2 separate regions of the Homo sapiens genome follow, and region 1 is linked to region 2. A link is a contact called in ENCODE Hi-C or POLR2A ChIA-PET data. All regions are on one chromosome and are shown on one strand. The core of a region is the stretch at or near the end of the contact, and the rest is flanking DNA. Distances in the headings are between cores, read along the strand shown.

Evidence for each region. A loop is a pair of places that touch in the nucleus more often than their neighbours do. ChIA-PET counts read pairs that join two places held with the same protein, here RNA polymerase II (POLR2A). Pooled maps may share reads with other maps.
Region 1: a loop to region 2 is called in a map of Right ventricle myocardium inferior, with 6 times the contacts of the local background. The contact joins two enhancer-like sites. A Hi-C loop is called at or near these places in 2 of 168 maps with a recorded cell type or tissue (OCI-LY7 and Right ventricle myocardium inferior), 17 of 37 single-sample maps with no recorded cell type and 11 of 50 pooled maps. POLR2A ChIA-PET finds 5 or more read pairs at or near these places in 2 of 52 experiments (OCI-LY7 and activated CD8-positive, alpha-beta T cell).

Annotation. Positions count from the first base shown.
Region 1 is chr20:49,746,695-49,749,461 of GRCh38, forward strand. No RefSeq gene overlaps it. Among named protein-coding and RNA genes, the nearest start is that of B4GALT5, 34 kb to the left of the region's middle. Within about 2 kb of position 1,462, at least 25 of the 41 ENCODE cell types and tissues checked have a DNase peak (open chromatin) inside an H3K27ac peak, as active enhancers do.
Region 2 is chr20:49,614,389-49,617,167 of GRCh38, forward strand. No RefSeq gene overlaps it. Among named protein-coding and RNA genes, the nearest start is that of PTGIS, 48 kb to the left of the region's middle. Within about 2 kb of position 1,408, at least 10 of the 41 ENCODE cell types and tissues checked have a DNase peak (open chromatin) inside an H3K27ac peak, as active enhancers do.

The DNA.
Region 1 (2,767 bases), core at 212-2,711, 130 kb after region 2:
CAACCTCCTTTTCCTGGGTTCAAGCAATTATCCTGCCTCAGGCTTCCAAGTAGTTGAGATTACGAGCATACACCACCATACTCAGCTAATATTTGTATTTTTATTAGTGACGGGGTTTCACCATGTTTGTGAACAGGCTGGTCTCGAATTCCTGACCTCAAGTGATCTGCTTGCCTTGGCCTCCCAAAGTGCTGGGATTACAGGTGTGAGCCACCACTCCTGGCCCAATAACAATAGTTCTTATTTTAGTAATAATAATAATTGCTTCTACTTACTGAGCCCTTATTGCCTGAGCCGAAGCATTGCTCTAAGCCCTTTACTTGTATTAAATGATGTAATTATTTTTACGAGCTGGGCACAATGGCTCATGCCTGTAGTCCCAGCTACTAGGGAGGCTGAGGTGGGAAGATTTCTTGAGCCCAGAACTTGGAGGCTGCAGTGAGCTATAAGCTATGATCATGCCACCATACTCCAGCCTGGGCAACAGAACAAGACCTTGTCTCTCTTTTATTTTTTTCTCTTTTGAGACAGGGTCTCACTCTGTCACCCAAACTGGAGTGCAGTGGGGCGATCTTGGCTCACTGCAACCTCTGCCTCCTGGGCTCGAGGGATCCTCCCACCTTAGCCTTCCAAGTAGCTGGGACCACAGGCACACACCATCATGCCCAGCTAATTTTTGTATTTAGCCATGAGCCTCCATGCCCGGCAAGACCTTGTCTCTTAAAAAAAATTTATTATGTTGAATAAGAGAGGTTTTATTATTATTTCCATAGTACAGATGCAGAATCTGAGCCTCAGTTTTAGAAATTTGCCCAAAATTACATAACCAGTAAATGACAGAGCTGAGATGTGAACTCAAACATCCACTTCTTGAGTCTGAATATCCATTTTCTGTTTTCCTAGCTCTTACCAAGCTAGCCTGCTGAGGGACTATGCTAGTGTCCACACAGGCATGGGTCCTTCACCCACAGAGCCGCACTGCCACCCCAGGGATCACTTTCCAGGTTTGAGGCCCTGGGCCCCTGGATCTAGGGTAAGACATGCATCCCTGGAGCCTTGGAACTGGGCAGAGCTGAAGTTTCGGTCCATCTTGGAAGCACTAAACTACAGACATGCCCTGTGTCTTGTCCCATCCCCCTATTATTAAGTCCTGAGTCTTCCTCCCTGGCTGGTGATGTGCTGAGAGTGATAAGAAGATAACAGCAAGACAGACAGAGTGAGAGCGACAGGCTGACTTACGTAACCTGGTGGAAAGTGATACAGGCAGATTCGCTGATGGGAAACAAACAGAAAGGGAGTCAGGCAGAGCTTCCTGGAATCCAGGTCTAGGAGCTGCCAAAAACAGGCCTCCTCTCTTAGGAACAATTGAATGTCACTGCAGTAACCGAACACTGCTGGCCAGAGAGGCCTCCTGCCCACAGCCTCACAGAGCGGCCTGTGTGAGCCAGGACAGGCTCCAGAGGAAAAAAGGGCCTGGCAAGGTGCCCTGTGAGGCTATCTGAGGAGACATTGCAGTTCCTCACCCTGGATGGGCCTCCACCAGCACAGGGCTGCGAGTTGAAGGCCAGGGAATTCCCAGGGCGAGTCCCAGGCACAGAGGCTGTGAGCTAGGAGGGCTCTAACCTGGGGTTAAGCCCTGAACTCAGAAGCCGGGCTCCTAGGCTCTTATCCTAGCTTTTTTCTGCTGTGTGACCCTGGGCATGGCATAACCTCTCTGAGACCTCTCTCTCTCAGTCTTCTCATTGGTAGAAAGGGAATAAATATGTGATAGTAGATAAAAATAGGACTCGTAGAAAGGGGATAAAAATGTTATAAGAATCAAATAAGCCAGGGGCTTGACAAACCTTTTAGGTAAATAGCCATATAATATAGATTTTAGGCTTTGTCGGCAGTACAGTCTCTGCCACAACTATTCAACTCTGCTGTTGTACAGCACACAAAAACAACAACAACAAAAAACCAAATGACTATGCCCACGTGCCAATAAAACTTTATTTCTGGGTACTGAAACTTGAATTTTACATAATTTTCATGTGTCACAAAATATTCTTTTTTTTTTTAAATTTGTATTTATTTACTTGTTTTTATTTATTTGTTTATTTGAGATAGAGTCTCGCTCTGTTGCCTAGGCTGGAGTGCAGTGGCACATTCTTGGTTCACTGCAACCTCTGCTTCCTGGGTTCAAGTGATTCTTCTGCCTCAGCCTCCCCAGTAGCTGGGATTACAGGTGTGCACCGCCATGCCCGGCTAATTTTTATATTTTTAATAGAGACAGGGTCTCGCTATGTTAGCCAGGCGGGTCTCGAACTCCTGGTCTCAAGTGATCTGCTCACCTCAGCCTCCCAGAGGGTTGGGATTACAGGTGTGAGCCACTGCGCCTGGCCTCCAGCCATCATATTTTATCTAATGTTCCATTCGGAGACATGTAGATTGTCTCTAGTTTTTCTTTCTTTCTTTTTTTTCTTCTTTTTTTTTTTTTTTTTTTTTTTTTTGAGACGGAGTCTCCCTCTGTCGCCCAGGCTGGAGTGCAGTGGCGCCATCTCAGCTCACTGCAAGCTCCACCTCCCGGGTTCACGCCATTCTCCTGCCTCAGCCTCCCGAGTAGCTGGGACTACAGGTGCCCGCCACCACACCCAGCTAATTTTTTTGTGTGTGTTTTTAGTAGAGATGGGGTTTCACCATGTTAGCTAGGATGGTCTCAATCTCCTGACCTCGTGATCCACCTGCCTCGGCCTCCCAAAGTGCTGGGATTACAGGCGTGAGCCAC
Region 2 (2,779 bases), core at 158-2,657:
GAGCCGAGATTGCGCCACTGTACTCCAGCCTGGGTGACTGAGCGAGATTCCATCTCAAAACAAACAAACAAACAAACAAACAAACAAACAAAAAATTCGGCAGCAGTGGCAATGGCCTCAGGGACTCTGAGAGCTACTAACACAGCCACCTGGACCCACATAGGAAAAGCAAGCATTCTGAGATCGGAAGTATGAACTTTGGCCTGGGACAATAGGGAGCCACTGAAGGTTTGGTAGTCAAGGGTCAGCCCCTCTTACCCTGAGAGTTGATATAACTAGGATACTCCACAGCTTCATCCCCAGCACCTACCTCGGGGCCTGCAACATAGTAGGTGCTCAGGGAAATGATTTTAAATGAAGAAATGCATTAATGGGTGAATGAGAAACTGGCTACTAAAAGCTGGCCTTATTTTGCCCTTCACCCACATAGCACTGGGTACCTCCAGGGACTTAGATACAGAGGGACCAGCAAAGGTAAATGTCCGGAGTGGGAACAAGCTCAGGGAGACAGAGGAGCAGTGAGGAGGCCAGAGAGGCTGGAGTAGAGAAAACAAAGGGAGAACGGGGAGGGGAGGCCCCGCGGAGGTGAGCCGGCTGGACCTCTCAAGGCCTTGCGAGTAGGGAATAGCGCTTTCTTCCAAGTGCAGTGGGAGCCTCCAGAGGGTTTGGTGGTTGTGTGTGTGTGTGTGTGTGTGGGGGGGGGGGGGTTTGTTTGATTGGTTTGTTGTTGTTGTTGTTATTGTTGTTGTTGTCGTCATTGTTTTTCAGACGAGGTGTTGCTCTGTCACCCAGGCTGGAGAGCAGTGGTGCAATCTCAGCTCACTGCAGCCTCGACCTCACAGGCTCAAGCGATCCTCCTACCTCAGCCTCCAGAGTAGCTGGGACTACAGGCACGCACCACCATGCCTGGCTATTTTTTTTATTTTTTGTGGAGACAGGGTCTCGCCATGTTGCCAGGGCTGGTCTCAAACTCCTGGACTCAAGCGATCCTCCCGCCTTGGCCTCCCAAAGTGCTTGGATTACAGGCATGAGACACCATGCCCAGACAGTTGCATTTTAAATCCTCCTATCAAAGAGCATAGGCATTATTATCCCCATTTCACGGATGAGGAAACTGATGCTCAGAGATTGAATGATTTACCTAAGGTCACACAGCTACGTAGAGACAGTGCCAGGATTCAGCCTCAGCCCATTGGGCTGTGGGATCTGCAGGGCTGGAGGGGATAGAACAATGCCAGCTGGAGCCAGCACTGCTCCCCATCTGCTAAGCTCTGCCCTACGACCTCTAGGTGACACTGGGTGTTGGCAGGCATGAAGGACCTACACCGTGGGACTGTGGGGAACACGACCAGGCCCTGATCAGTAGGTCTGCTGAGTCACCAGGCCTGGCCCAGAGCTAACCTCCGGCAGCCAGGAGCCGCCCCAGGGTCCGTCCTTGGTGCCCTGCCCAGCAGCTGCCAAGCACAGCCACTGCCACATGAGCTGGATGTCCTGCAGAAGCCAGAGTGACAAACTACCCCCAAATCTGCCCTCCTCCCTGTGCTGTGTGGCCTCTGGCAAGTCCCCTGCCCTCCCTGGCCTGCGGTGCACCTGCTGTCTCGTGCAAGCCCCAGGCCGCAGTGCCCCTCCCTTTGTGCTGGGTAGAATCCTGGCCAATTGCTGATACCGAGTTTAGACCGGAGGGCAGAAAGGCGGGACAGGTAAGTGCAGACAGTGGGGAAGGCTGTGGGCCCCACAGGACTAGACTCTTGTGGGTGTGGCGGAGGACAAGGCTGCCCATCAGAGCCCCAGGGGCCCAGGCTCCACCCAGGTAACAGGACACAAGAAGAGAGAGCCTCCTAAGCAGAACTCGGTTTCTATAAGCAAGACAGATAGATAGGGCAAGCCAGCTAGCATTTATTGAGCACTTAATATGTGCTAGGCATTCTACAGCTATTCTCTTACTTAATCTTCTCAATAGCGGGTGATGATCATGATGCATGGTGATTCCTGTTTTGCAGATGAGGAAACTAAGACCTAAAGAGGTAAAGTCCTTGCTCAAGGTCCCCAAGCCAGGAAGTGGCAGAGCCAGGGTGAAATCCAAGTCCTTGTCATTCCAGAGCCTCTGCCTGGACCTGGAAGCCCCTCAGACTCTAAAGCTCTAATCCCCCCCCAACCCCCCCAGCAAAGTGCAGCATTCAGGACTGAGCCTCAAGGGACCAGCCAGGTCTGATTGTGAACCTCAGAGCAAGGCAGGATTGTCAGTGCAGTAACGTGAGACTGGTGGGGCCTGATGGCCTCCTTGGGGACAGCCTGGGACAATCGCAAACAGAAGCTGGCTCTGTGCTGGAGCTTGCCCTGTCCTGGGGACCTCTCCCACCCAGGACGAGCTCACCTCAACATGTAAGTCACCTGGGACCCGAGGAGCCCATTCTAGGGATGTAAAACCTGAGGCCCAGAATGTCCCTCTAACGTGCCCAAGGTCACACAGAGAGTGAGCACACAATTGGTACTACTGGAACCCAGTTGCCTGTCTTGTGCAGCCTCAGTTTCTTTTCCTCCCGGGATCTCCTGTGTTAAAAAAAAAAACATACAACGTGGCCGGGCGCAGTGGCTCATGCCTGTAACCCCAGCACTTAGGGAGGCCGAGGTGGGCAGATCACCTGAGGTCAGGAGTTCAAGACCAGCCTGGCCAACACAGCGAAACCCTGTCTCTACTAAAAATACAAAAATTACCTGGGTGTGGTGGTGCCTGCCTATAGTCCCAGCTACTTGGGAGGCTGAGGCAGGAGAATCACTT